2 separate regions of the Homo sapiens genome follow, and region 2 is linked to region 1. A link is a loop called in an ENCODE intact Hi-C map of the cell type or tissue named here. Cell type or tissue: adrenal gland. All regions are shown on one strand. Each heading gives the region's core, and the rest is flanking DNA. Links, peaks and the distances in the headings are about the cores only. Region 1 overlaps TMPRSS3 (transmembrane serine protease 3). Region 2 holds the start of TFF3 (trefoil factor 3).

Evidence for each region. Hi-C counts contacts between places; a loop is a spot of excess contacts. Peaks named below come from ENCODE experiments on the same cell type or tissue, not always from the same donor. Only the 100,000 strongest peaks of a DNase experiment are listed, where the experiment ranks them.
Region 2: a loop joins it to region 1, with 2.1 times the contacts of the local background. A loop is called at or near these places in 10 of 110 quality-filtered maps.

The regions. Positions count from the first base shown.
Region 1 is chr21:42,370,003-42,381,258 of GRCh38, reverse strand. It overlaps TMPRSS3 (transmembrane serine protease 3), which reads left to right. Exons shown (of 13, transcript NM_001256317.3): 10 at 1,047-1,142; 11 at 4,576-4,718; 12 at 5,391-5,543; 13 at 8,480-9,369. The coding sequence ends at 8,497. Among named protein-coding and RNA genes, the nearest start is that of TFF1, 9.1 kb to the right of the region's middle. RefSeq lists enhancers at 3,999-4,569, 7,628-8,576, 10,781-11,256. In adrenal gland, for the core only: no CTCF peak of the experiment used is centred there; no DNase peak of the experiment used is centred there.
Region 2 is chr21:42,313,700-42,329,512 of GRCh38, reverse strand. TFF3 (trefoil factor 3) reads left to right here and starts at 14,104. Exons shown (of 3, transcript NM_003226.4): 1 at 14,104-14,220. The coding sequence starts at 14,139. RefSeq lists enhancers at 7,955-8,455, 8,857-9,511, 11,766-12,384, 12,385-13,004. In adrenal gland, for the core only: no CTCF peak of the experiment used is centred there; no DNase peak of the experiment used is centred there; H3K27ac peaks cover 456 bases.

The sequences.
Region 1 (11,256 bases), core at 363-8,362:
CATTACGAAAATGCCAGAAGAGCCACACCTGATAAAACTTTCAAACATCTCGTAGATGCAAACAAAGTACTAGGAGACTACTCCCAATTAAATTAAAGCCCTCTTTCCTTCTTAAGAAAGCAGGGAAAGCATAATAAATAGGTTAATTCCCTCTTATTGAAGCAGAATCCTGACCTGAGACCAGCTGCAGGCTCTACCTGGCAGAGTCATTACTGCATCCATCACATGGACACGTAATGCCCAGAAACAAATATTTCCAGAGAAGCAGGAAAATGATTATGGTGGTGCCAGTCTGCCAACTATTATTAATGATATTGGTTATAGGAAATGAGGTGCCAGCACTTGTACTTTGCCAAAGTTTCAAGTGAGTTCTTTTATTCCTTCTCTACCTCTCCATTACTGTTCTGCACAGAAAAGCTCGGGGAACCTCAGGGTGTGTTCACACGAAAGCCCGAGGTATGTGCAGGGCACTCTGGCTTTGGGGGAGGCCCACAGGATCCAGCCCTACACACAGGCAAACTCGTCGCCTCCAGATATCCCAGGAACCATAGCAATATTCATGGAGCCGTGTTCTATAGGCAACACCCACACTGTGATCTAGCCAGGAGTGGGCACGCGTTGGCCTGAGAGCCTGGTCTGCCCCATCGTGTTTTGGTAAATAGACATTTTACTGGACACAGCCACACCTATGTGGGTACCTGTTACCTGGGGCTGTCTTCATGCTCCAATGGCAGCCAGAGACCGCACAGCCCACGAAGCCTACAACATTGACTATTCAGCCCTTTCCACAAAAGGTGTGCTGACCCTGGTCTAGGTTCCCTCACGCTGCGACGGTGGAGGGCTCTTTTACAGTTTTAAGTGCTCTGGGTGTGGTGGATGGGGTAAGGGGCTCCTGCTGTGAGCTGATCGTTTTCAAGTAACCAAGGGCTTGACCTTCCTTCCCTTGGGAGATAGTTTGGGCTCCTCAGAGGCAGAAGCATAGATGAGATTGTTTTCTCGGACTCCTGCTTCAATTGAGTTGTGAACTATTGTTTCCCTTCAAGCAGAAATGATCCAGCCTGTGTGCCTGCCCAACTCTGAAGAGAACTTCCCCGATGGAAAAGTGTGCTGGACGTCAGGATGGGGGGCCACAGAGGATGGAGGTCAGTGGGCTGAAGCCAAGATTCGGAGTCCAGGGGCTCAGAACCCAGAGGGCTGCGGAGGGGGCTCCCCCAATGTCCCATTGTGATGTTCCCATGGGCTGCCCAGATACCCCGGCCAGGGAGTGCATGTCAGCTGCTCGGGACACAGTCAGCCAAGGAACTGTGGGTCAGGAGTCACGGTTCCATTGTTATGGGGACAACATGACCCTGCAGACCTTCTCAGGAGAGAGTTAGACCTTCTCGAACACAGCAGGTGTTTCCCTTTCCCTGCCCGGACCCCCGGCCTTGTTAACTGAGGACATACAGAGCCCACCTAGACAACCCTCCCAGGCTTCATTCAGAACTCAAAGATTCGTATTTGTGAAGACTCTTTGTCTTGTGGGACTTTGGAAGATGTGTTCTTTCATCCTACAAAGAGCAAGTGGAAGCAGCAGCAGATGAGATCGCTGTAATAATAAGGGAAGTAGGAGTGGCAGTAACCATAGTCCATGCAAATGAAGCCCGGGCCACCCTTTCCTTAGTGTGGGTACAGAGCTGGTCATGAGTCTTAGGTTTTTCCATCAATCACTTTCTTTGTTAGTAGGAAGAGGATTCATTTTCCGTGGCTGCCGTGACAAATTATCACAGTCTGCGTGGCTTAAAACGATGGAAATTGGCCAGGTGTGTTCCCTCACACCTGTAGTCCCAGCATTTTGGGAGGCCGAGTCTATGGGATCCCTTGAGGCCATTAGTTTGAGACCAGCCTGGGCAACATAGAGAGACACCGTCTCTACAAAAAATACAAAAATTAGCCAGGCATGGTGGCATGCACCTGTAATCCCAGCACTTTGGGAGGCCAAGGCAGGAGGATTGCTTGAGCCCAGGAGTTTGAGACCAGCCTGGGCAACATGGCAAGACCCTGTCTCTACAAAAAATTAAAAAAATTAGCCTGGGCCGGGTGCAGTGGTTCATGCCTGTAATCCCAGCACTTTGGGAGGCCGAGGCAAGTGGACCATTTGAGGTTCAGGAGTTTGAGACCAGCTTGGCCAATGTGGTGAGACCCTGTCTCTACTAAAAATACAAAAATTAGCCAGGCATGGTGGCGCACACCTGTAATCCCAGCTATTCAGGAGACTGAGGCTGTAGAATCACTTGAACCTAGGAGGCGGAGGTTGCAGTGAGCCGAGATCATGCCACTCCACTCCAGCTTGGGTGACAGAGCAAGGCTCCATCTCAAAACAAACAAACAAACAAACAAACAAACAAAAATTAGCCTGACATGGTGGTCCCAGCTACTCAGGAGGCTGGGGTGGGATTGCTTGAGCCCAGGAATTCTAAGCTGCAGTGAGCCGTGATCATGCCATCATACTCCATCCTGGGTGACAGAGTGAGACTTTGCGTTTAAAAAAACAAAACAAAACAAAAAAAAAGTGGAGATTTATTTCCACACGCAGTTGAGGTGTCTGTAGGGTGGTTTTCCTGGAGGCTCTGACCCCTTTCCTTTGGGTTCTGGTGGCGGCGGCTGCAGCTGCACTGGCATTCCTGGGCTTGTAGCTGGATCTCCAGCCTCAGCCTCCTTCCTCCCGTGGCTTTGCCCCCTGTGTCTCTGTATCTCAAACTTCCCTCTCCTGTGTCTTATAAGGACAGCAAGTCGTTGGATTTAGGGTCCACCCTAAACGCTGGGAGATCTTATGTTGAGATTCTTACCTTAATTACATCTGCAAAGACCCTGTTCCAAATAAGGTTGGGCTCCATAGTGGCAGGTAGGCATATTTTGGAGGGGCCCACAGTTCAACCTAACACAGGAATTTCAGTGTTTTCCACTCAACACCAATTACTTGAGCCCACCCCCAGCTGAAGGCACCCAGGAGCTAACCCGGATGCTTCGAGTCTGTGGGCCTACTTACCCCCCACCCACTGGCAGTGCTGCCCACCTGGCCGAGGGCACTCACAGCTCTCTGTAGTTTCCAACCCACCCACATGGCCCAGGCCCAGTTCTGTGCCAGTGTGGCTGGTCCAGGGCCTTTCTAGCTTCATCAGAACCAGCACCCCTGGTGTGTGGTGGGAGCTGGGACACCAATCTACGCTCCCCTTCCTCTCATGGTGGGCTCTCATTCCGGACCAACCAGCCCACCAGAGTCATTCTGATGACACTGGGCTCTGAAGAGGAGGCTGTGCAACAGCTTCATCCTCCCAGGAGATTCTCCATCCCGCTGCCGATTTTCTTCTCGCTGTCAATCTGCTCTGTCCAGTGCAAAAGGTCCGACGAGCCCCTGTCCTGATGTAGCTTCAGCTCCAGCCTGTCCTGGAATCTTCTCCCATAATGCATTGAGCTGTTTCGCCACGTTCCGGGCAGGAAGCTGAGTGTCTTGTGATACCATGTGCTCCTCAGAGCAGCCCCTCAGGGTCCTGTCATTGTGTGATTTTGTTGTCTCCATGGAATCTATGGAGTCTTTAAAACACCAAGATGCCTGGGTCACAAACCAGCTGAGTTGGAGGGGTCCATCCCTCGGTGTCGGGGGCGTGCTTGGCCCACTGCACGTGGATTAAGTCTCCTGTGACTGTTGCAACAAACGACCCCAAATTCGTGGCTTAAAATGACAGAAAGGTATCATCTCATAGTTAGGAAGGTCACAGGTCCAAACTCAGTCTCAGGGCGCTGGCGTCAAGTGTGGGCTGTGCTGGCTCCTCCTGGAGGCCCTTGGGGAATCTGTCTCCTGCCTTTCCCAGCGTCTGCACTCTGCCCACACTGCTTGGCTCGTGCCCCTCCTTGGTCTTCCGGGGCAGCAATGCCGCATCTTCGAATCTCTCTCTGACTCTCTGACTCTGGTCCCTGCTCTGTCGTCACAGCTTCTCCTCCGGCTCCTCCAAAGACCCCTGTGACTTCGTCAGGTCCACCCTCTTACTTGGGATCATCTCCCCACTCAAGGCCTGTCCCTCAATGCACCTGCAATGTCCCATTTGCCCTGTAAGGTGACACAGTCACAGGTTCTGGGGATTGGGGTGAGAATGTCTTTGGGGTCATTTTTCTGCTGACCATCCCAGAGTTCACAAAGACGCTGAGTGAGTGACCCTCCTGAGCCTCAGTTTCCCTCCCATAACCTGGGGTGTTCTGATGGCTGATTGGGCTGGTGCCCTGGGGAGGTGTCTTGGCCACTGTTGCCCCTACTCCTCCTCCTCTTTGGACACCTTAGGGGAGTCGGTGGCCCTGCCTTGAAGCAGACTGGCCCCTTGCGGCCACTCGTAGGAGGGCAAGCTCGGGCTTGAGGTGCTTCGAGACAGTGGGAGTCTGCTCGTCCCACCCGCAGGGCCCTGTCCTTTTCCGCTGTTGCGACACACCAGAGAGCATCCCCCTCGTCCCTCGTTCCCTCACCCCCCTGGTCTCAGCATGCGCCTTCTGTGTTTTGGGCCGGGCTTCCTTCTCACACACATCCCCTCACTCACTTTGAAGCAGGTGACGCCTCCCCTGTCCTGAACCACGCGGCCGTCCCTTTGATTTCCAACAAGATCTGCAACCACAGGGACGTGTACGGTGGCATCATCTCCCCCTCCATGCTCTGCGCGGGCTACCTGACGGGTGGCGTGGACAGCTGCCAGGTACGGGGCCGCAGCGGTGGGCGAGGCCGTGGCAGGGTGACCCAGCCCTTGGGACAGGTCGTTGCCAGCGTTTCCCTGTGACAGGACAAAAAGTAAATTTACAGGGCGTGGAGAAGAAATTTGCTCAAGATATCACTCCTTTTCCTGGCTGCCAGCCCTGTGTTTACCCAGTGATCTGGCTCTGCGTGGGTGCTGGGTGGTGGGAGGGGACTCATGCTGCTCCCCTCCAATTCTGACTTTGTGGGGGACCACAGGGGAGGCAGGTGGTGGGGAGGCAGGTGGCGGGGAACCAGTGAATCTGGCCCTCCGAAAGCTGCAGTGGCTGGGACTCCAGTTCTACTAGGTGGATCACAGGTCACCTGAGGGCCCTGGCCAGGTGGACCCTCCCTCTCACCAGCTGCCCTTGAGCTTCAGAGGGTCAGGGTCTGCATTCTGGAAGGGACACACAGCTGGAGGCAGCACCCCAAAGGGGCCGAGGGACATCCTCCCTTGGGGATGCTGTGTCTGGAAGGGCTGGTGGGTTCCCTTCTGTAACCTGGGTCATCCATTGGGACATCATGAAGGGGGGTCCCAACTCCATAGCAAGCAGCCTCACACGGCAGACTGTCCACAGAAAGCAATCTCGCATGGCGGTGACTGTCCCCCAATCTTTGCTTCTTTCCTGTCACCCAGGGGGACAGCGGGGGGCCCCTGGTGTGTCAAGAGAGGAGGCTGTGGAAGTTAGTGGGAGCGACCAGCTTTGGCATCGGCTGCGCAGAGGTGAACAAGCCTGGGGTGTACACCCGTGTCACCTCCTTCCTGGACTGGATCCACGAGCAGATGGAGGTGGGTGCGGCGCCCTCCCCAGCTCACGTTGTCCCTGGCTTTTGACCCTAAGGTCCCTTAAATGCAACCCTGGTCTTGCTATAAAAACCAGGGCGTGACCCAGTGGTTGTCAATTCAGCAGCAGTGACTTGGTGGCTCCAGGGTGTCAGACGCTTGTGCTGAAAACAGAGATCACAGCTAGTCCTGGGCAGCTCTGGGTGGGTGCAGCCTGGCAGGCAGAGGAGCTGGGGCCCGGGAGGAAGAAGGAGCCTCACGACATGGGAAAGGAGGAGGCAGCGAGGAGGAGCCCCTGCTGGGATGGGGATGGGTCGGGCGTGCCCCGTGTGCCAGGAGCAGGGAGAAAGTGGGAGGGGGCGGGGGGCTGAGACAGTGCGGGAGAGGACCTTGCCTGCCTGCTGAGGGGCTGGAACCTCGCTGGGAGCCAGGGATGAGAGGCAGCAGTCAGGAGAGGCTTGGGGAGCTCTGCATTGGTGGTGTGGGGGGGTGGGGGGTCCCGGAGGGGGAGGCGTGGAAGTGGGAGGGGCCTGCAGGGGGGCACCCAACAGCGAGGCTGGCTTGGCAGGACCCGGGCATGGAGGGGAAACCTGAGACGGTGGAGGAGGAAGAAGGAGGCTTAGGGCTTCGCTGGGACCCTGGCAGCTGCGTGCTGGCAGGTGAACACGGCGCCTTTCTCATGTGGGCGCCGGGGAAACATTTGCTGGCTTGATCTCAGATGAAGTCTCTCCTTGGGATGGTTTCAAACACAGGAGGTCCTCACTTAATACGGTTGATGGGATCTTAGAAACTGCAGCTTTAGGAGAAACAGTGCGCACAGGCCCTCCAGCAACGTCCTTGCTTGCAATGTAATTTTGTTATAAAGTCGATGAGAAAAAAAAAATTGGTTTCATTATATATCATTTTGCTTAAAGTCGTAGTTTCCAAGAACTAACAATGACGTCAAAGTAAGTACGTTTTTTTTCCCTAATTCAAGTGAAATTTATATAACATACAATTCACCATTTTAAAGTGAACAACCCTGTAGCATCAGCACATTCACAGGGCTGTGCAGACACCACCTTTGTCAGTTCCCAGCATTCTCATCTCCCAAAAGACACGCGGCACCCTAGAAGCACGCAGTTACTCCCCACTCCACTTTTCTCCCCAGCCTCTGGCACCCACCAGTCAGCTTTCTGTCTCCAAGGCTCAAAGACCTTTTTAAAAAGCTCATTTAATTTGAAACAATTGGCCAAGAAAGGACATCAAATGCTGAATGTGCCTCAGGCGTTAATTCCCGTTTTGCTCTCACTGATTTTGTGCTTTAAATGAGAAACTAAAGAATGGTGCCCACGGGCACAGGGTGAGGCCTGGGACTGAGACCTGGGCTAGCTTCACCTCCAGCACTGCCGCCCTGCAGCCCTGAGCACCCCCTCGGGGCGTGGTGAGGGCTGTGCTCGGGCTGGGTGGAAAGTGCTTGCTCCTGCTCACCTTGCTGGGAGAGGCAGCCTGGCCCCATACTAGGCACTGAGTGGCCTGCTATGCTCTTCAGTATAAAGCTCAGCCCAGCCCGCCCGCACTGTAGAAAGGACCAGGATGGACAACTGAATGGGAGACCTCCTCACTGTTCAGGGTGCTGTGGGAGCCTGGGGGGCACAGAAGGGTCGCGTGGGCACAGAGGGCAAAGGGCAGGAAAGGAGAAGCCGGTCCTCCACACGGGTCTGCAGTACATGGAGGCCTTCACGGGACACAGATCCCCAGGGGCTGAGCACTGAGCTGGTGATCCTAAAAGTCCCCCTTAAGACACTGAAGGCGCAAGGCAGAGAAGCCCACCGCCGTGTCTTCCAGCTGTCGTGGGTGAGCTGGAGACAAACGTTCAAAATCAGTCTGGGGAGCCCGCTCACAACGGTTCCATGACGGGGCCACCTCAGCCCCTCCCATGTCAGCACCGTCCTGGGCCACAGAGCCTGTGACCCTCCCTGTACTACAGCGGAGACGACCTGCATGAGGCCCCCCCAGCTAACAAGGGCAGAGTGTGCCTCACATCAGATCCCCGACGTGGCCCCAGTGTGACTGCACAGCAGAATCAACAGATCTCAAACTTAGGGGTGCAGAAGCCTCTCTCAGGATGTTTGTTAAATGTGAAGATTGCAGGGCGTTTATCTGGAGTCTGATTGGGAGGTCTGGGGTGAAGACCCTGGTGAATGTGTTGCATGGGGGCTTCAGGGCACACTGAGAAACCCTGGGAGGGTCTTGGAGGCAGTTTCCCCTGTTGTGGTGAAGCTGTGGTGGAGGAGCTCGTCTGTGACGCTGGCTCCGGCGATGCCTGGGGCCCCTGCTCCCTGCACAACGCCTTAGTCATCCGCTGCCTCCAACCCACCAGTGCATGCGAGAGATGCGCAGCCTCAGACACGCCCTTTCCCAAGTCCCTCTTCAGACGTCCTAGGGGAGACCCAGAAGAGACTTCCTTTCCTGGGAGGCTTTCCAGCAGGCCCGCTGTGCGTTTCAGTTGTCCATTGTGAGGAAAGTCAACGTGAGGGCCTTTGGAAGACTCACTGTCTTGCGGGGAAGTGTCCCGTGTGCTAGTTGGTGGCATGCCCATGGCCTCATCTTCATTTTCATCCAGCACTTTTCTCTATCTAGTTGGGGGTTTAAAACAAAATTGTTGTGACTCAAACCAGAACTCAGGAACATAGTGCCGAGACCTGGAAGTTTCCTACGGAAGTGACGGAACTGTCGCAGGGCGGAGATGGGACCTGCGGATGCATTGCTGGTTGGAGCTTTTCATGCCTGCCTGGGATCCACTCAGAGCTGGCAGCCCCAGGGGGAGGCCAACCTTGTCTTCATCGTGGAGAACAGCCCCACAATTCCCACAGGGCAAAATGCAGGTGCCCGCTCCGTCATCATGTTGGACGGATGGCTGGAAGTGCTAAAAACAATAACGCCTTTGTTTTCATTTATAGAGAGACCTAAAAACCTGAAGAGGAAGGGGACAAGTAGCCACCTGAGTTCCTGAGGTGATGAAGACAGCCCGATCCTCCCCTGGACTCCCGTGTAGGAACCTGCACACGAGCAGACACCCTTGGAGCTCTGAGTTCCGGCACCAGTAGCAGGCCCGAAAGAGGCACCCTTCCATCTGATTCCAGCACAACCTTCAAGCTGCTTTTTGTTTTTTGTTTTTTTGAGATGGAGTCTCGCTCTGTTGCCCAGGCTGGAGTGCAGTGGCGAAATCCCTGCTCACTGCAGCCTCCGCTTCCCTGGTTCAAGCGATTCTCTTGCCTCAGCTTCCCCAGTAGCTGGGACCACAGGTGCCCGCCACCACACCCAACTAATTTTTGTATTTTTAGTAGAGACAGGGTTTCACCATGTTGGCCAGGCTGCTCTCAAACCCCTGACCTCAAATGATGTGCCTGCTTCAGCCTCCCACAGTGCTGGGATTACAGGCATGGGCCACCACGCCTAGCCTCACGCTCCTTTCTGATCTTCACTAAGAACAAAAGAAGCAGCAACTTGCAAGGGCGGCCTTTCCCACTGGTCCATCTGGTTTTCTCTCCAGGGGTCTTGCAAAATTCCTGACGAGATAAGCAGTTATGTGACCTCACGTGCAAAGCCACCAACAGCCACTCAGAAAAGACGCACCAGCCCAGAAGTGCAGAACTGCAGTCACTGCACGTTTTCATCTCTAGGGACCAGAACCAAACCCACCCTTTCTACTTCCAAGACTTATTTTCACATGTGGGGAGGTTAATCTAGGAATGACTCGTTTAAGGCCTATTTTCATGATTTCTTTGTAGCATTTGGTGCTTGACGTATTATTGTCCTTTGATTCCAAATAATATGTTTCCTTCCCTCATTGTCTGGCGTGTCTGCGTGGACTGGTGACGTGAATCAAAATCATCCACTGAATTCCAGGGGCTCCATTACTGTCATCTCTCCTGTGTGCGTTGTGGACTTGGCATTCTTCTGTCGGAACAGGTTGCTCAGCAGATCAGCATCAGCTCGTGTCATACACAGAACTCAAAAGTAGAGCAAGGCCAGGCAAAGTAGTGGGTGTGAGCGGTGGCCGGAGGGAGTGAGCAGTGGCCGGAGGGAGTGAGCGGTGGCCGGAGGGAGTGAGTGGTGGCCAGAGGGTGTGAGTGGTGGCCGGAGGGAGTGAGCCCTGTACAGAGGGAGTTAGCAGTGGCCGGAGGGTGTGAGACCTGGATGGAGGGTCTGAGTGGTGGCCACAGTGTGTGAGTGGTGTCCGGAGGAAGTGAGTGGTGGCTGGAGGGTGTGAGACCTGGATGGAGGGTCTCAGTGGTGGCAGTAGTGTGTGAGCAGTGGCCGGAGAGTGTGAGTGGTGGTCAGAGGGAGTGCACGGTGGCCAGAGAGCATAAGTGGTGACTGGATGGTATGAGCGGTGGCTGGACGGTGTGAGCCATGGCCGGAGGTTTTGAGTGGCACCCGAAGGGTGTGGCCGGAGGGAGTGAGCTCTGGCTGGAGGGAGTGGCCAGTGGCAGGAAGGTGTGAGCAATGGCCAGATGGTGTGAGGGGTGGTCAGAGGGAGTAAGCGGTGGCTTGAGGGAGTGAGTGGTGGCCAGAGGGTGTGAGTGGTGGCTGAAGGGTGTGGGCTGTGGCCGGAGGGAGTGAGCAGTGATCAGATATGGGACCTGGACGGAGGGTTTGAGCGGTGGCTGGAGGGTGTGGGCAGTGGCTGGAGGGTGTGGGTGGTGACTGGAGGGAATGAGCAGTGGCCACAGGATGTAAGACCTGAACGGAGGGTTGGAGTGGTGGCTGTAGTGTGTGAGCAGTGGCTGGAGGGTGTGAGTGGTCGTTGGAGGGAGTGATCCCTGACTGGAGGGACTGAGCAGTGACCGGAGGGTGTGATTGGTGGCCAGAAGGAGTTGGCGGTGGCTGGAGGGTGTGAGCGGTGTCCGGAGGGAGTGGATGGTGTCTGGAGGGTGTACCACCAAGGACGCCTTTCTGATCGTCCTGCGTCCATGCTCAGTCCTGGATCTCCTCTTCCCTTTCTGGGTGTGTGTGGCTCTGGAAGAAGCTGGCTAACCTGACGAGGTTACCGCCCTACTGTCACCATGGAAGCATAGCGCCTCAGCCACTCTCCCTGGAGGAGCCTGGCCTCACACTCCAATCATTCCCCTCTCCTTCTGGGTTAATTTGAGGAATGTGGTCCCGCTCCATGCTGTGGGTCTGTGCCTCAAGTTCCCTGGCCAGGAAAGTACCTGCCTCCTCCAATACCTGAGGACCCCAACCCCAGGGCCTCAGCTGGGTGTCCTTGTAAAGGGTCCCTGGGGTGGCAGTTGCTTTTTTGACCAGAGGCCTGGCAGGAAACGGGCTTCACCACAGCGGATCTGGGCAATGCGAGGAGAGTGAAGACTGTAAAAGTCTCCTTGCGGCTGGTAAACCCCCCAGGCTGGGGCAGGGGGGTGAGGGGTCTGCTCTGGGGCCTGGGGAAGATGGTGTGTGGAGAGGACGCCCACCTGGGCTGTGGCTGAGAGGGGGACGTGGCCTGTCCCAGGTGATCCCAGGAGGGATCCTGGAGGAGAGCCCGGATCCACTTCCTCCCAAACTCCTCCCTCCCTCCAGGGCCACCTACAGAACCCCCTCCTGCCAAGGCACAGGTCAGGGGCAGCGGGCAGGTGGGGAGCGTCAGGAGGAGACTGACTCCCCAACTGCGCGTCCCCCTTGTGGGGAATCTGGGCGGCTGCGGGGCCCCCCACTGAAAATGAGGGGCTCTCGCCAG
Region 2 (15,813 bases), core at 7,814-15,813, 59 kb after region 1:
GTCGGGGAGGAGTTTATTTCTTATGGTTGGAAAGTTTCTGGTCAGAGATGTCATTTGTGGTTTATGGTCCTGCTGACCTTAGCCATTAGGCTGATGCCCTTTGGATTTAGGCAGTTTTTGATCAAGGTGAACTTTAAAATGGCGGTGCTTGTCCAAGATGGCAATGCTCCTACTCTGTCAGTGGTCCCTTCCCCATCCCTCACCAGATAAACCCCTGGGGTATTGGCCAGGCAACCGGGATGAAGCATGAGAATGGCCCCCAAACCAGGACCCATGTGCCACTCCCAGCCTCAGGGCTGGCTTCTCCCAGCCTCTCTCACACCCAGCAGCTGGGACTTGCTGCCCACACCACCTGCGTTATTTGGATTTCTTTAAATAAAAATTTTAAATAGCCATATGTCAAATGCCTTTCCTTGAATGGTATCTAATGTAGTGTCATCTATATATGTGCTACCCAGATTCATCAACTTGTCAGTTACTTATGCCTTGATGCCTCTCACTTTAAAAATGCCTCTCATTTTAAAAAGAAATAAAATCATAAAAGTACTCCTTTAATCCATCCTTTTTCCTCCCTCCCCAGAATTAACCACTCTTCCTGAGTCAGTGGGCATTATTCCCATGATACCCATAAACAATACATGGTATTATTTTGTTGTTTTTTAAAATAATCAGAAATGGTATCCTAGTATGCAGCCTTTTCAACTTATATCTTATTTTTAACTTTTGAAATGTATTTGCATTAATAAAAATATATTTGCTTCATTCATTTTAACATGTGTATAATATTCCACAGGATTCAATCCCCAATTGATAGGCAACTAGGTATAATGTTTCCAGTTTCTTTCTATCAGAACAATACGGACTTCTTCAATTTACTGGCTGTTGTCAAAATGCTTGCCAAAGAGGGTGTGTCAATTACCTTTTTGCCAGATTTGCATAAGAGTTTCTATTTCTCCACAACTTGTCGACATTTGGTAATCAGTGCAATCTGATGTTAAGTAAAGTGATATTTTAACATTGGTTTATTTGTAATTCCTTGACTTTTTGTGAGGTTGAGCTTCTTTCCATATCCTTATTGACTACCTAGCTTTTCTTTTCAGTGGCAATCCTATTTGTATATTTAAAAAATCATGTTATTTGTCTTTTTCTCACTGGTTTGAAGGAGTTCTTTACCTATCCTTTATAGCAATCCTTTGTCAGTTACATGGGTTTCAAATATCTTTTCCTAGTTCATGACTAGACTTTTTTTTTTACTCCTCTATCATGTCTTGATGAATAGATATCCTTAATTGTAATTGAGTCAGATTTATCAACTGCACCTTCATGATTTGTGCTATTTTAGAGCATCCTTTAAAAAATCTATTTAAAAAATTCTTTAAAACAAGGTTACAGGAAACAAAGTTAATATACAAAAATCAATGGTGTTCATATATTAGCAACAGGCAATTGAAAATCAAATGATCTTCCTTGAATAAAGACAGTTTTCCTTCTTCCTTTCTGATCTTTATGCCTTTTATTCCTTGCTTTATACCATTGCTAGAAGCACCATTACAATGTTAAATAAAAGTGATGAGAGTGGGAATTCTTGCTTTGGCCTAGATTTTAGGAGGAGAATATTCAATATTTCACCAGTTAGTATAATGTTGTATTTTTTGTAGATTTCCTTTATTAGCTTAAGAATGATCTCTTTATTCCGAGTTTTCTGGGAATTTTTATCATGTATCAGTGTTAATTTTGTTAAACGCTTTTTACACATTCATTGAAATGATTACATGTTTTAAAATTTTTTTCTGTTAAACTGCATTGATTATTTGATGTTAAACTCTACCTTGTTTTTCTTAGAAAAAAAAATCTACATCTTGACATATTGTTTTTATATCTTGCTGGGTTGAATTTGCTAATATTTTTATAAGTATTTTTCAATCTGTGTTGATGTTGCTCTTTCATTATTCATAATATATTTGTCAAGTTTTCATATTAGGCTTATGATGGCCTCATAAAGTGAGTCGGAAAATATGCCCAGCTCATCTTTTTCCTAGGTTTGTATGGATTAAAGGTCTTCATTTGTGTTTGGTAGAATGCAACAGTGAAACCACTCAAGCCTGCGATTTTCTTTGTAGGAAGGTTTTTGATAGCAACTTCAAAATTTTTAATAGACATAAGACTATTTAGGTTTCCTATTTTTTGTCTGTGTCCATTTTGGTAAATTGTGTTTTACAGGGAATTTGTTCATTTCATATTTAAGTTACCAAATTTGTTGGTATTAAGTTACTCTAAATATTATCTAGTTATCCTTTTAATGTCTGTACCATGATAGTAATAGCCTATCTTTCATTCCTGATGTTGGTAGCTTGTGTTTTCTTTATTTTTTCTCCTGACCAGTCTCGTTAGAGGTTTATCTTTTAAAAAGAAATATCTTCTCAAAGATTCAGCATTCTTAATTTTTTCTCTGGCTTTTTTTTTTTTCTTTTTTTTGAAAGAGTTTCACTGTCACCCAGGCTGGAGTGCAGTGGCATAATCTCGGCTCACTGCAGTCTCCGCCTCCCAGGTTCAAGAGATTCTCGTGCCTCAGCCTCTTGACTAGCTGGGATTGTAGGTGTGCATCCCAATGTCCAGCTAATTTTTTTGTATTTTTAGTAGAGACAGGGTTTCGTTTTGTTGGCCAGGCTGGTCTCGAACTCCTGGCCTCAAGTGATCCTCCCACCTCAGCCTCCCAAAGTTCTGGGATTATAGTCATGAGCCACCATGTCTGGCCACTTTTTTTTTTTTTTTTTTCTGATTTCACGCTGTCAGACTTTATGATATTGTCCCACAGGTAGTTGGGGCTTTGTTCATTTCTTCAACCTTTTTTTTCTTTCTATTCTTCAAACTGGATAATTTAAAGTGTGCTATCTTTTACGTTAATTGACTTTCCTCTGTCATCTTCACTTTACTCTAAGACTTCAATACGTTTTACTTTCATGTACATATTTACTATTCTTTCATTTACTTATTTATTTAGTTTATATTCACTGTAGATTTATTATTCACACATATACTTCTCAGTTCTTTTTGTTTTTTTCTTGAGACAGAGTCTTGCTCTGTTGCCCAGGCTGGAGTGCAGTGGTGTGATCTTGGCTTACTGCAACCTCCATCTCCTGGGTTCAAGTGATTCTCCTGCCTGAGCCTTCCAAGTAGCTCAGACTACAGGTGTGCACCACTACACCCAGCTAATTTTTTGTTTTTTGTATTTTTTAGTAGAGACGGGGTTTTGCCATGTTGGCCAGGCTGGTCTTGAAATCCTGACCTCCCGTAATCCACCCGCCTCAGCCTCCCAAAGTGCTGGGATTACAGGCATGAGCCACCACACCTGACTCCCCTCAGTTCTATACTTTCTACTTGGTTATTTTTACACAGTTTTTAAATTTTCTTTTTCTGGGATTTTCTATTTTTACATACATTATAAGCAATATTTCTTTATTTCCTCAAGCATACTTATACTAATTGTTTTAAAATCTTTATCTGGTCATTGCAATGTCTGGGTCATCTCAGGTTGATGGCTTTTTTTCTCTTCAGAACGCATGAGACATTCCTGTTGGTTGTGTGTTTAGTAATTTCCGATTGTGGCCAGGACATTGTGTTGCTACGTTGTGGGGAATGCAGATTCTGTTCTATTCCTCTGAAGATAGTTGTGTTTGCCTGTTTATTTATTTTGTATGTTTGTTTTGACAGGCAATCATCTCCATTGGATTCAAACGTCAAACTCTGCTTCTTGGGTGTCATTCAAACTTCAGTTTCTTCATCTTTAGCCAGAGTCTGTCCTGTATGTGGATGGTCCATGGGTCAGAGAGAGACTTGGGAAGGGTTTTCACACAGAATTTGGAGCTTCTCCTCTCTAGCTCTCTCCTTTCTGGGATTCCTCTTTCGCTTTCCTGCAGCTGGGTTTGCCCTTTTCTCAGTACAGTGATTCTCCAGCCTGAAGGACCACAGGTTTCCACTGGTGTTTTAGCCGCAACTATACAACACCCACTGTGACCTACCCTCAGGCAAAATCCCATACAGAAATAAATTCGCAGCATTCCCTCTCCTTCTTCCAGGGTCAGCTCCCCTCCAGGATCTCAGACAGCTGTGCTTGGTTTGTTTTTCTCACTTTCCAGTGCCATCAGGCCATTGCTTTGTGCTTTTTCCAGAGTTTTCATTGTTATATCAAGAAGGGCAGGGTCTAGTATGAGCTGGTTGACTATCTCTACTTTTAGTGACTTAAAGTTTTACTTTTCACTTTGGGCCTGTAATTCACTTTGAACACTGTGGGACTTGGACAGAGGGAGGAACAGGCACTCCCCCAGTTTTGGGCACGGAGACACAGACAAGCAATCCCAACACAAATGTGGCATATTGTCATGCTCTGACATACATGGTCATGCACAGACGGGGAAGGTACATGGATGCATGTGTGTGCATCTGGCCCTGCAATGGGTCAGGAAGCTGAGGAGCCACACAGCATAAACGGGACGGACCGCAGTACTAAGTGTCCTGGCTCAGGGGCACTGAGCACCCAGGCAGAGCTCGTCCAGCTCCCCAGGAAGCCAGCCAGGGCAGAGAGGAAAACTTGTTAATGGGTTGTTAAATTGTGGTTCTAAATTTACCTTTTTCAATGTAGATAATTAAAAATAGCTTAGCGTCATTAGGTGGGGATCTGAATTTGTCTTTTTAAAATACAGATAACTGATTGTCATGGTACCATTTATTCAATTGTCCTGTTTCCCCATTGATATCAAATATATTATCCACATTTTCTTATGTGTATGGATCTATTTCTGACCTTTCTGTTCTGCTCCAGTTGTCTGATTTTATCCCCGCACCCGTACTTCCCTGCTTTAAACACAGTAGTTTTGTAATCAGTCTTAATGTCTGATAGGATAGATATCTTCTGATTCTTCTTTTCCTCTTCCTGGGAACCGTTCTTTAAACTTTTACTAGGTATTTTTGGTGCTTTATCTTTTCATTTAAATCCTGAAGTCAGTTTGTGACATTTAATTACAATCTTCCTTTGAGACTTTGATAGAAAATAAGTTGAATATATAGTTTATTTTGAGAAAATTACCACCTTTAGAATCCATGGTCTTCTCATCCTTGAATAGGCACGTCTCTGCTTCCTCAATTCTTCTTTCAGGCCCTTCGGTAAAGTCCATAATTTGTCTGCACATCTAGTCTTCCCTTATACTCCAAAGTCTCTCATGGGAAGGAGCTACACATTTTTTGCCTTTGTTCTCTCTCACCAAAGTCTGTCACAGTTATCTGCCCAGTAGGAGCCCTCAAGAAACACATTTAGACCTCTGTCTTTGGGTTTTATATCTAAATACAGAATCCAATTGTCAGAGGCATATGAACCAGAGCAACTCCATCTTAAATAGGAGCTGGGTAAATGAGGCTGAAACCTACAGAGCTGCATTCCCAGACGGTTAAGACATTCTAAGTCACAGGATGAGATAGGCGGTCAGCACAAAATACAGGTCATAAAGACCTTGCTGATAAAACAGGTTGCAGTGAAGGAGCCGGCCAAAACCCACTGAAACCAAAATGGCCACGAGAGTGACCTGTGGTCGTCCTCATTTTTACACTCCCACCCGCGCCATGACAGTTTACAAATGCCATGGCAACGTCAGAAAGTTACCTTAGATGATCTAAAAAGGGGAGGCATGAATAATCCACCCCTTGTTTGCCATATCGTCAAGAATAACCATAAAAATGGGCAACCAGCAGCCCTCAGGGCTGCTCTGTCTATGGAGTAGCCGTTCTTTTATTCCTTTACTTTCTTAATAAACTTGCTTTCTCTTTGCACTGTGAACTCGCCCTGAATTCTTTCTTGCCCAAGATCCAAGAACCCTCTCTTGGGGTTTGGATCAGGACGCCTTTCCCGTAACACAATGAATAAATATAGTTGGAACTCTTGGTGTTGTGGGTGTTGGAGAGGAGATTTAGCTGAGACATCAAGAAACAGTAGATGTCATATTTCAAAGTGAGACAATAGACCATGAAACATCAAAAACAATTTGGCTGAGAATTGTTAGATGATTCTTCAGTATTTTGCCTCTACTGATGCTACAAAAGGTTTAAGGGAAGGGAATTTTGTAGAAAATGCTAAGTGTGAGAATTTTTAAGGAGTTGCTGATATGCTGTGAGTCTCTCTCACTGTCATCTTGCCACAGGGGGTAAGGGTGGGGTGTGCCTGTCTCTAGTCTCAGGTCTTAGGAATGAGGTCTTAGTGGGTCCACCAAGAGAGCGTGGTGCATGTCCTCCATGGTTGGAGGCTACAGGACACCGGTTTCTGACTCTTGGGGACTCTAATATCTAGTGAGGAACAGGACGAACCGTTAGGATCTGCCTGCATCCCAGAGTGTGTTGGGGTGAAGGAGGCACAAATGTGTCCGGTGAACCACAGGTAAGCCATGGAGCTCAAGAGAACTGTGTCCGTCATCCTAGACTTTGTACAAGAGAGACACTTGAGGTGGGAGCAGACATCATCTCAGAGAAACCAAAGACAACACCATGTTCCCGGGGATGGGAGGAGAAATTGATGAGCTAGTGGAAAGTGCATCCCCAGTGTCCAAGGATCTGCAGATGAGGAACCCCTGAAGACCCCCCGGAAGCAGCACATGAGATAAGGCGTTTGTTTCAAGCACCTGATGGGCCCAGAGAATGTGGAGCCAACCTGGGAAACATCAGTCCAGTATAGGAAGAGCTTCCGTTCCCCATTCCCAGTTCCCCTTACTCCCCTCTACCCTGCCCTTGCCCCAACAACTGTTCCTACCCCTGGAGCAGCAGGCCAGGAGAGGGAGAGGGTTCAATTTATTAATTATGGCAAATTGCAAACATATATTAAAGTAGAGATAATAGTATGATGAACCCCCATCAATGAGTTTCAGCAAGTATCAACTTATGGCCAATCTTGTTTTATCTATACTTACTACCTCTAATTATCCTTCCTGAATTATTTTGAAGACAATTCCACAGATTATACATAATATTTCAGTCTATACCTTGAAGAGATACTGATACATGTAAACGTTTACATCCATATGTGTGTCATATACGTAGAGCTACACACTCAAAGATCCACCCCATGCTAAAAATGTCCACTAATTCCTTTATGGCATCAAATGAAAACATCTAATTTTAAGTCAAGTTCAGAATTTTGATTGTCATATGGGACTGGACATGTCAACTCCTAAATGGCAACTATGCCTAAATGGCAACTATGTTTTGTGACTTTAGAAACCATAGGATTAACTGACTTTTCTTTCCAAAAGAGAAGGAACCAATCCCCACAGAATGGGAGACAAAGACAAAGACACCTAGTGCTGTGGTTGGCCCCGTGAGTGCTGTGTGGCTCCTTAGCTCCCCGACCCATTGCAGGGCCAGATGCACACACATGTATCCATGTACCTTCCCCATCTGTGCACGACCACATATGTCAGGGCATGATGCTATGCCACACGTGTGTTGGGATCACCTGACTGTGTCTCCATTTCCAAAGTTGGGGGGGGTGCCTGTTCCTCCCTCTGTCCTAGTTCCACAGTGTTCAAGTCTCTGGAAATGACTGCAGCCCAGTGGGGGGCTTGTGGAATGTCCTCTTGGCAGGGGGTCCTGGTCCCAGTTTGCCAGGCACACTCCCTGGCCACAACTCTTGTCCTGGCATCATTATTCACAGCACCTCCACTCACCTGTCTGAAAAGTGTCCTGGCTTTGACAGCCTCTCACAGGGCTGCCTCTCTGTCCCGCTGTGCCCTGGGCATGAGCTGCCGCGTGCCCTGCCCTCCATCGGGCAGAGCCCAGCCCAAGCCCCACCAGAACGCGAGAGTCCCGGAGCCCTCACCAGCCAGTGTTGTCTTAGCCTCCCCTGAGACAAGGAAATGGGAATGAAAGAGTCCACTGGGGATAATTCTGGTGACAGGGGAGTTTGGGAAGGGATCAAATACATGTCTGGGGATTGATGATAGCCAGGGACTCATGGAGACCAGCAATCGGATGGGTGCCGGGAAGGACAAAGGCCGAGGCCTGGCGATGTGTGGGGTCAAAGGCATCCAGGCGGCCGAGTGGACCCGTGGTCCTGGCTAGGGGGCACTGAGCACCCGGGAAGAGCTCATCCAGGGCCCCAGGGAGCCAGGCCAGGGCAGGAAGGGAGAGGTCACCATGAGACAAGCCACTGGGATCGTTCAATGTGTCCTTCCCTTCCCTCTTCCCTCACACCAGAAAGCACAGGCTGAAAAGACCCTGCTGCCAGGCGCCCCTTGTGTGTGAGGGTCCTGGGCCATCATAACCAGCACCGCAAGCTGGGTGGTTTAAACAACAGATGTTTATTCTTGTTTATTCTCTCTCAGCTCTGGAGGTCAGAAGTCCAAGGTCAAGGTGTCACAGGGCCTCCTCTCTCTGAGGGCTCCAGGGAAGTGTCCTGCCTGCCTCTTCCGGCTCCTGGGGGTGCTGAAGTCCCCGGCCTCCTTGGCTTGCAGGCATATCACTCGGTCTCTGCCCCAGTTGCCATCGCCATGTGGCCTCCCTGCCCCGTCTGTGCTCACATCTGCACCCCTGTGTGTGTCTCAGTGTTTCTTCTCTTCTTATAATGACACTAGTCATATTGGATTTAGGGCCCACCCTACTCCATCTAGACCAGGCCAGATGGCGAGCGGATCCATCTAGACCGAGGGTGTCCAGTCTTCTGGCTTCCCTGGGTCACACCAGAAGAAGAAGAATTGTCTTGGGCCACACGTGAAATACACTAACACTAAAGATAGTTGATGAGCCAAAAAAAAAAATCACAAAAAAAATCTCATAACATTTTAAGAAAGTTTACGGATTTGTGTAGGGCCGTCTTCAAAGCCATCCTGGGTTGCATGTGGCAGACAGACCTCACATTGAACAAGCTTGATCTAGACCTTATCTTAGTTTAATTACAACCGCAAAAACTTTATTTCCAAATAAGGTTACATTCCGAGGTTTCAGGAGGGACGTGAATTTTGGGGAGGACACCCTTCAACTCAATGTACTTGGGAATCACTTGGTGATAAAGGCTTGACTCACAGGTATGAGCCAAGTCCGAAGGCCGAGAGTGGCTGCGGCTTCCCAGTCTGGTGGTGGGAGGACCTGGCTCCCCATGGGGTCCCCTGTGCTGTCTGGGGCTGTTGAACTTGGCTGCCTGCACCAATGCATTCAGGGACTGTCTCTGAGAACTGCATGCCATCAGCCCAGGTCTGGTACAAGAGGGGCTCCCAGCTGTCGGCCCAGGACTGGCTCAGTGCAGGACTGCAGACTGGAGTGCATCACACGGAAGGTGAGGTGACACGGTGCCTCCGGTGCCTGGGTGAGGGCCTTGCACCCTCCTCTCAGGCTCTGCTTCCTGGTAGAGCAGGTCTGGCTGCTGGGGAAGGGCCCATCTGGGCCCAGCAGGTGGGGCTGCGGGTGAGGTGCTCCTGTCCACCGCGGTCAGCTGCATTATTTCTGGCCGTCAGTCCATGCCTTTCTGGGAACCTTTCCTGTCCCTTGCACGTGGGGCTGATGCAACGGTCCCAAACCCACAGACGCTCTGGGTTTAGAGGGCTCTGTGGCTGCTTCTCAAGACGAGTGGCTGAAACAGCACCAAGTGCTCCTTGAGCTGCACAAGGGAACCCTGGAGCCCATGCCCCCTTCCGAGCCCACTGGGCTGCTCTGCGTTCTGACCTTCCTGTTTTACACGTGGTGGTGGCATTTGCTCTGCTCCTGGTCCCCACCCCCATTTGTCCTCAGTGGACTATGTGTCAAGACAGAAGCATCCTTGAATGGGTCACTGCGTTTGCCTCCCCAAAGCACCTACATTCAGGTCGTGATGACTCAGGAAGGGTCTTCGAGCCTCTCTCAGGGAGGCAGGAGGAAGTTCTGTGCAGAGTGAGGGGCGGCACCCATGGCAGCTGCAGACCGAGAGACAGCTGGGCAGCAGGGTGCTCCTGGGAGGTGTGCGGCCCTGGGCCACCCACGGGTGCTGATTAGCACAACTTCCTACTTCCTTCCTCCCTCGGACTGTCTGCTGCTTGAGTAATCGAGTGACAATACCAGAAAACTGAGCGGTGATGCAGACCCTATAACCTGCATGTGCCACATCAACTCTGAGTTTTCTGTGGGGCAGTGAGTTAGTGCAAAGTAGGCAGTGTTATGGCCTTACCTGCCCCTCTGCACTTTGGGAGGCTGAGGCAGGCAAATCACTTGAGGTTAGGAGTTTGAGACCAGCCTGGCCAACATGGTGAAACCTCAGCTCTACTAAAAATACAAAAATTAGCCGGGCATGGTGGCGTGCACCTGTAATCCTAGCACTTTGGGAGGCCAAGAGAGATGGGTTGCCTGAAGTCAGGAGTTCGAGACCAGCTTGGCCAACATGGTGAAACCCTGTCTCTACTAAAAATACAAAAATTAGCCAAGTGTGGTGGCATGCACCTGTAATCCCAGCTACTCGGGAGGCTGAGGGAGGAGGATCGTTTAAGCCTGGGAGGTGTAGGCTGTAGTGAGCTGAGGTTGAACCACTGTACTCCAGCCTGGGTGATGGGAGAGAAACCCTGTCTCAAAATAAAATAAAATAAAATAAAATAACTTAACATAACATAAAATAAAATAAGATAAGATAAAATAAAATGAAATGTGCCCCTCTGACCTTCACCCCTCCCATCTGGTGAACTTGTACTCATCCCTCAAGACCTAGTCAGATTTCACCCCACTCTGCCAGCTCTAATCATACTGCACCACAATTCATGCTTGAAGGCTTGTTCCTCCTCACCAGCCTGTGAGCTCTGAGGGCACGGGCTCTGCCTGATGTTCTGGGGCTCCCACATCTGCAGGCCGAGTGCCTGACCTGGGACCCATGCTCAGCTTGTGCTTGTTATATGCACGTGACAATGACCACGCATCCGGGAGGTGAAAGGTTGCAGCCCCGGCATGGGGGAGCAGACTGTCTTCTTCTTGGATCCATCCAGGAGCCCCTGCACAAGGCCCAGGGTGGGAGGGATTTGCAGGGCTCCTGGGACGGCCCACACCGCCACACCGCACACAGCTGACGAGGCTGCTGCAGGGATGCGGGATGCGGCTCCCAAGGAGGAAAGGGAGAGGCTCCTTTAGAGCCAGTCCTGCTCACCCCCAGGTCTTGGGTTGCCCAGGGGAGCCACCTGTCTGGGTTGGGCCCGATGCCCACTACCGCACGGCCTACAGCTCTGACAACAGCTCTGCTTTTTCTCTGGAACTGGAACTCCCCCAGGGGAATAGGGTGGCTGGGGAAGGCTGTGGGAATGCAGGCTCTGGAAGGCAGGTTGGGCTCTCCCATGCCATCCTCTGTTCCTGTACAGAGCCCAGGGCTCCTGGGGAGGGGGCTCCTAGAACAGAGAGAGGGGACACACACGGGCCTCCCCATTGACCTCTCCAGAGGTGCAGCCCAAATCCCCCTTCTCTGAGAAGCCTGTGCGTCTCCACCTGACAGGACCCAGCTCTGGCCCCCTTGCCACAGCCTTTGCTCCTACCAGAGCCGGGACCAGGAATCCTCTCCTCTGCCATCATGGTTGATCCAGCACACCCGGCAGGTGGTCAGTGTGTGTCCCAGGCACCTGGCTGGGCTGTGCAGCACCACTTCATGCTGTCCTGTGGGGTGAGCACCCTGTGACATGTAGGGAAACTGAGGTACAGATGGGACGTGACTTGCCCAAGGTCAGGCAGCACAGAACCTAGTCTTGGCTTCACCATCTTAACTCTGACATGATCCCGTCTCCCTTTGCGGGGGGACTCTTCAAGGACAAGAATGTGTCACCTTTGTTATTCCTTCCCCAGCCCTAAACCCTGGGTGTAGGCAGTAGGAGCTCAGTCAACATTCACTAGTTAAACGGAAGCAAACCCCAGCAGGGTTCTCGGTGCTGGCCGCAGAGAAGAATCACAGGCGACAGAACCACCTGTCAGGGCGGGGCCCAGGCATTGATATTCTCCCCACTCCAGGCAATTTTGAGTGCAGCAGGTGGAGACCACAGCACCTGCAGAAGCTCCTTGCGGGGGTCCTTCCCCAGCAGGTCATGAGGGCCGGAGGGGCAGCAGTCTGTTCCTGGGGTGTTTGCACCCTCCTGGAACTCAGCCCTGCACCACGACCTGGCCTGGCCTCTGGGTACTAGGAGCAGTGGGAAGGCAGGGAGATCTCACCAGATCCCCCAGGGAGATCTCACCAGATCCCCCAGGGATTTCCCCTACAATGACCTTTTTAATAACATGAAAATCCTGCTGTCCATTGATGAACCTGGGTCCGCTGTCTCCCAGAAAAAGTGAGTGCCCCGAAAACAAGGCAGGCAACGCTCTTTCCTTCTTCCTCCTTCGCTGGCCTCAGCGGGAGTGGCACATCAGAGGCCAGGGGCCCTCAAATCCATCCACAAAGGGCGTGCTGAGCGCAAGGGCGGGGCCTGGGAGTCACAGGGCAGGACACATCCTGGTGCTCAGCACGTACGCCATCGAGCTCCCATGGGTCACTCGGGGAAGGGCAGTTTGTGGATGCACCCTTGGAGGCTCAAGGCCGCCCTGCACACACCACCGGGGACCCCAGCTGCAGGCTAAATCCAAGCAGCCAGGCGCTCCCATTTCTCGGGGTGATAAACCAAGTCCACCCTTCAGACAGAGGCTCCTGGAAGGGCCAGTGGGGGTCATCAAAATGCCTCCCTGGAAAAGAAACACGGAGAACACAAAATCTAGGGGCCCGTTTTCCTGGAATGAGATTAGTCTCTTGCCCACTACCAGCCAGTCCACTGCAGGAGGTTGGGGGGTTGGGGGATGCTGCGGATGCCGAGGGCGGAGGCTTAGGGTCCTGGGAGTGGGTTAAATACCAGCTATACCAGGGACACTGGAGTAACCTCTGATAGGCACCGGAAATGTTGAGTCTTAGTTTCTTCCTCTGGAAAATGGATAGAATCATCGCTGTCTCATCTGATATGTTGTTATAAAACAATTCCTGAGATGTAGTCTTTAGTTTTTAAAAGAGCACGCTGGGCAAAGGTGGAGAGTCAGTTCCTGTTTGTGTTAAAAATGTGGCCGAGTGCAGTGGCTCATGCCTGTAATCCTGACACTTTGGGAGGCCAAGGAAGGCAGATCACTTGAGTCCAGGAGTCTGAGACCAGCCTGGCCAACATGGCGACACCTGGTCTCTAAAAAAATACAAAATATTAGCTGGACACATGCCTGTGGCCCAGCTACTTAGGAGGCTGAGGTGGGAGGATCACTTGAGCCCCGCGAGGGCGGGGGTCTCAGTGAGTTGAGATTGTGCCACTGCACTCCAGCCTGGGTAACAGAGCAAGACCCTGTCTCCAAAAAAAAAAAACAAAAAAAAAACAAAAAAAAAACAAAACAAACAAACAAACAAAAACAAACCAAAAAAACGTGCTTAGATCCAGAGAGAAAAATTCTGAAAGGATACCTAAAAAAGTGTTCACAATAGATCAATAGATGCCTCTGGATAGGAAAGGCTCTTTTGTATTATTTGATTTTAAAAATCAATTATGTGTACCATGTTTTTACTAACATATTTTCAATCAATTCATTTCATCCACTTATTAAAATGTAGTTACTAATTTTTAGGGGAGAAAGCAAAAAGGAAAGACAAGGAATCTCTGTGTTTCAGGAGTTGTGAGAGAGCCGCAGGGTCCTGACTCACTCAGAGCTGCCTGTCTCCGAGGCCGATCTGGGATGAAGCAGCCTGGGGCTCTCTTGTCATGGGACCAGGGGTGTTCTGAGGGCTTCTGGCTGGGAGGCTGAGATGGAACGGACACCACACCCTGGTCCTGCCACCCCACATGGCTCCTGCACACTACACCAGGCCAGGCTAGGAGGGCAATTGACACACATCCGCTCCCCAGTAGAGGACCCGGAACCAGAACTGGAATCCGCCCTTACCGCTTGCTGCCAAAACAGTGGGGGCTGAACTGACCTCTCCCCTTTGGGAGAGAAAAACTGTCTGGGAGCTTGACAAAGGCATGCAGGAGAGAACAGGAGCAGCCACAGCCAGGAGGGAGAGCCTTCCCCAAGCAAACAATCCAGAGCAGCTGTGCAAACAACGGTGCATAAATGAGGCCTCCTGGACCATGAAGCGAGTCCTGAGCTGCGTCCCGGAGCCCACGGTGGTCATGGCTGCCAGAGCGCTCTGCATGCTGGGGCTGGTCCTGGCCTTGCTGTCCTCCAGCTCTGCTGAGGAGTACGTGGGCCTGTGTGAGTACTGCCCTGACTGCCCCGGTGGCAGGGTGGGCGTGAAGGGAAGGGATCCAGGATAAGGGGGGATTCTGCATTCATTTAATAATGGCCACCTGTCACATATACACTTTTTCCTGCGCTAGCCCTTTGAAGTGGGTCTTTATTGTCCCCATTTCACAGACAAGGAAACCGAGGCTCAGAGAAAGTTAACAACTTATCCAAGGCAGCCCTGCCCAGTCTGTGTTGAAATCAGGGTTTGAGCCTGAGCCCATCCCCTATGACCCCATAGCCATCTTTGCTGGAGATTTCTAAATTACAATATAGGTCTTTATGCATTGTTCCACATTTACAAAGAAAAAGGAAAGATGCAGGAGAAAAACCCTGACTTCAGAACACTGTCAATACCGGCAGGCACAAGGTTCATTTAGCCATTGCATAGCAACCCTGCCATGGGGTGTGGCTGCTCCATTAACCCAAGTTTGAAGGAATGAGGGCATGGCTTTTATCTGGGTGTCTTCTGAGCAGGGTCAAAGGCAGTGGTTCCCGAACTTGCAGCCCATTAGAATCACCTGGAGAGCTTTAAAAATCCTAATGCTTGGGGCACACCAGTTACATCAGGGCATCTCCAGGCAAGATCCAGGCCTCAGCTGTTTTGTTTTGAGATAGCCTTGCTTTGTCACTCACTGCTGGAGTGCAGTGGCACAATCTCAGCTCACTGCAACCTCCGCCTCCTGGGTTCAAGCAATTCTTGTGCCTCGGCTTCAAGTAGCTGGGATTACAGGCATGCACCACCATGCCCAGCTAATTTTTTGGATTTTTAGTAGAGATGGAGTTTCGCTATGTTGGCCAAGCTGGTCTCAAACTCCTGGCCTCAAGTGATCCTCCTGCCTTGGCCTCCCAAAGTGCTGGAATTACAGGTGTAAGCCACCATGCCCAGCCAACGTCAGTCATTTTTAAAGCTCTGCAGCTGATTCCAGTGTGAGCGAAGTTTGGATGCCAGGAGGATAAGCAATTACGGACTGGGAGCAAGAGAAGGGAATGTAAGACACTGCACGTGATTGCCATTTTCCTAAGGAAATACTCAGTTCGTTAATGAAACGCAGTGAACTTCTGCTGCACATACAGACATAGAGGCTTGCCTGAAACATGAAAATATTGGGGACTGAAGGATGTCCCGGGAGGGTGGGACATGCTCAACAATTCAGGAAGGGGAGATGCAGAAAAAAGTGAAAAGCAGGCAGCATGCGTTGCAATGATCTCTATGGCGTGTGCCTCTCCTGTCACGGTTTTCATTTAAAACAAAGGGGCAAGGTTTTGTTGGTCAAACAATGAAGGGTAACTTTGTTTCTGGGTTCAAGGGACCCCAGATTCCCCAGGGGTTCCTGCCAGCTGGAAGGTACCCAGGTCCGTATGTGACTTCCCGAGAAGGTGATAAGAGCGTGCCAAGGAGAAAGACACTTAGGCAAATGGCCAGAGTCCCCGAGCTGAGCATTTAACAGACTGCCTCTCTTTAAATATTCACAGGGAAAGTGCATCTTCCTAAGGGCGAGGGTTTCAGCAGTGGTTGAACTCGGCGGGGTGGGGCGGAGCGGGAGGATGCAAACTTGCAAA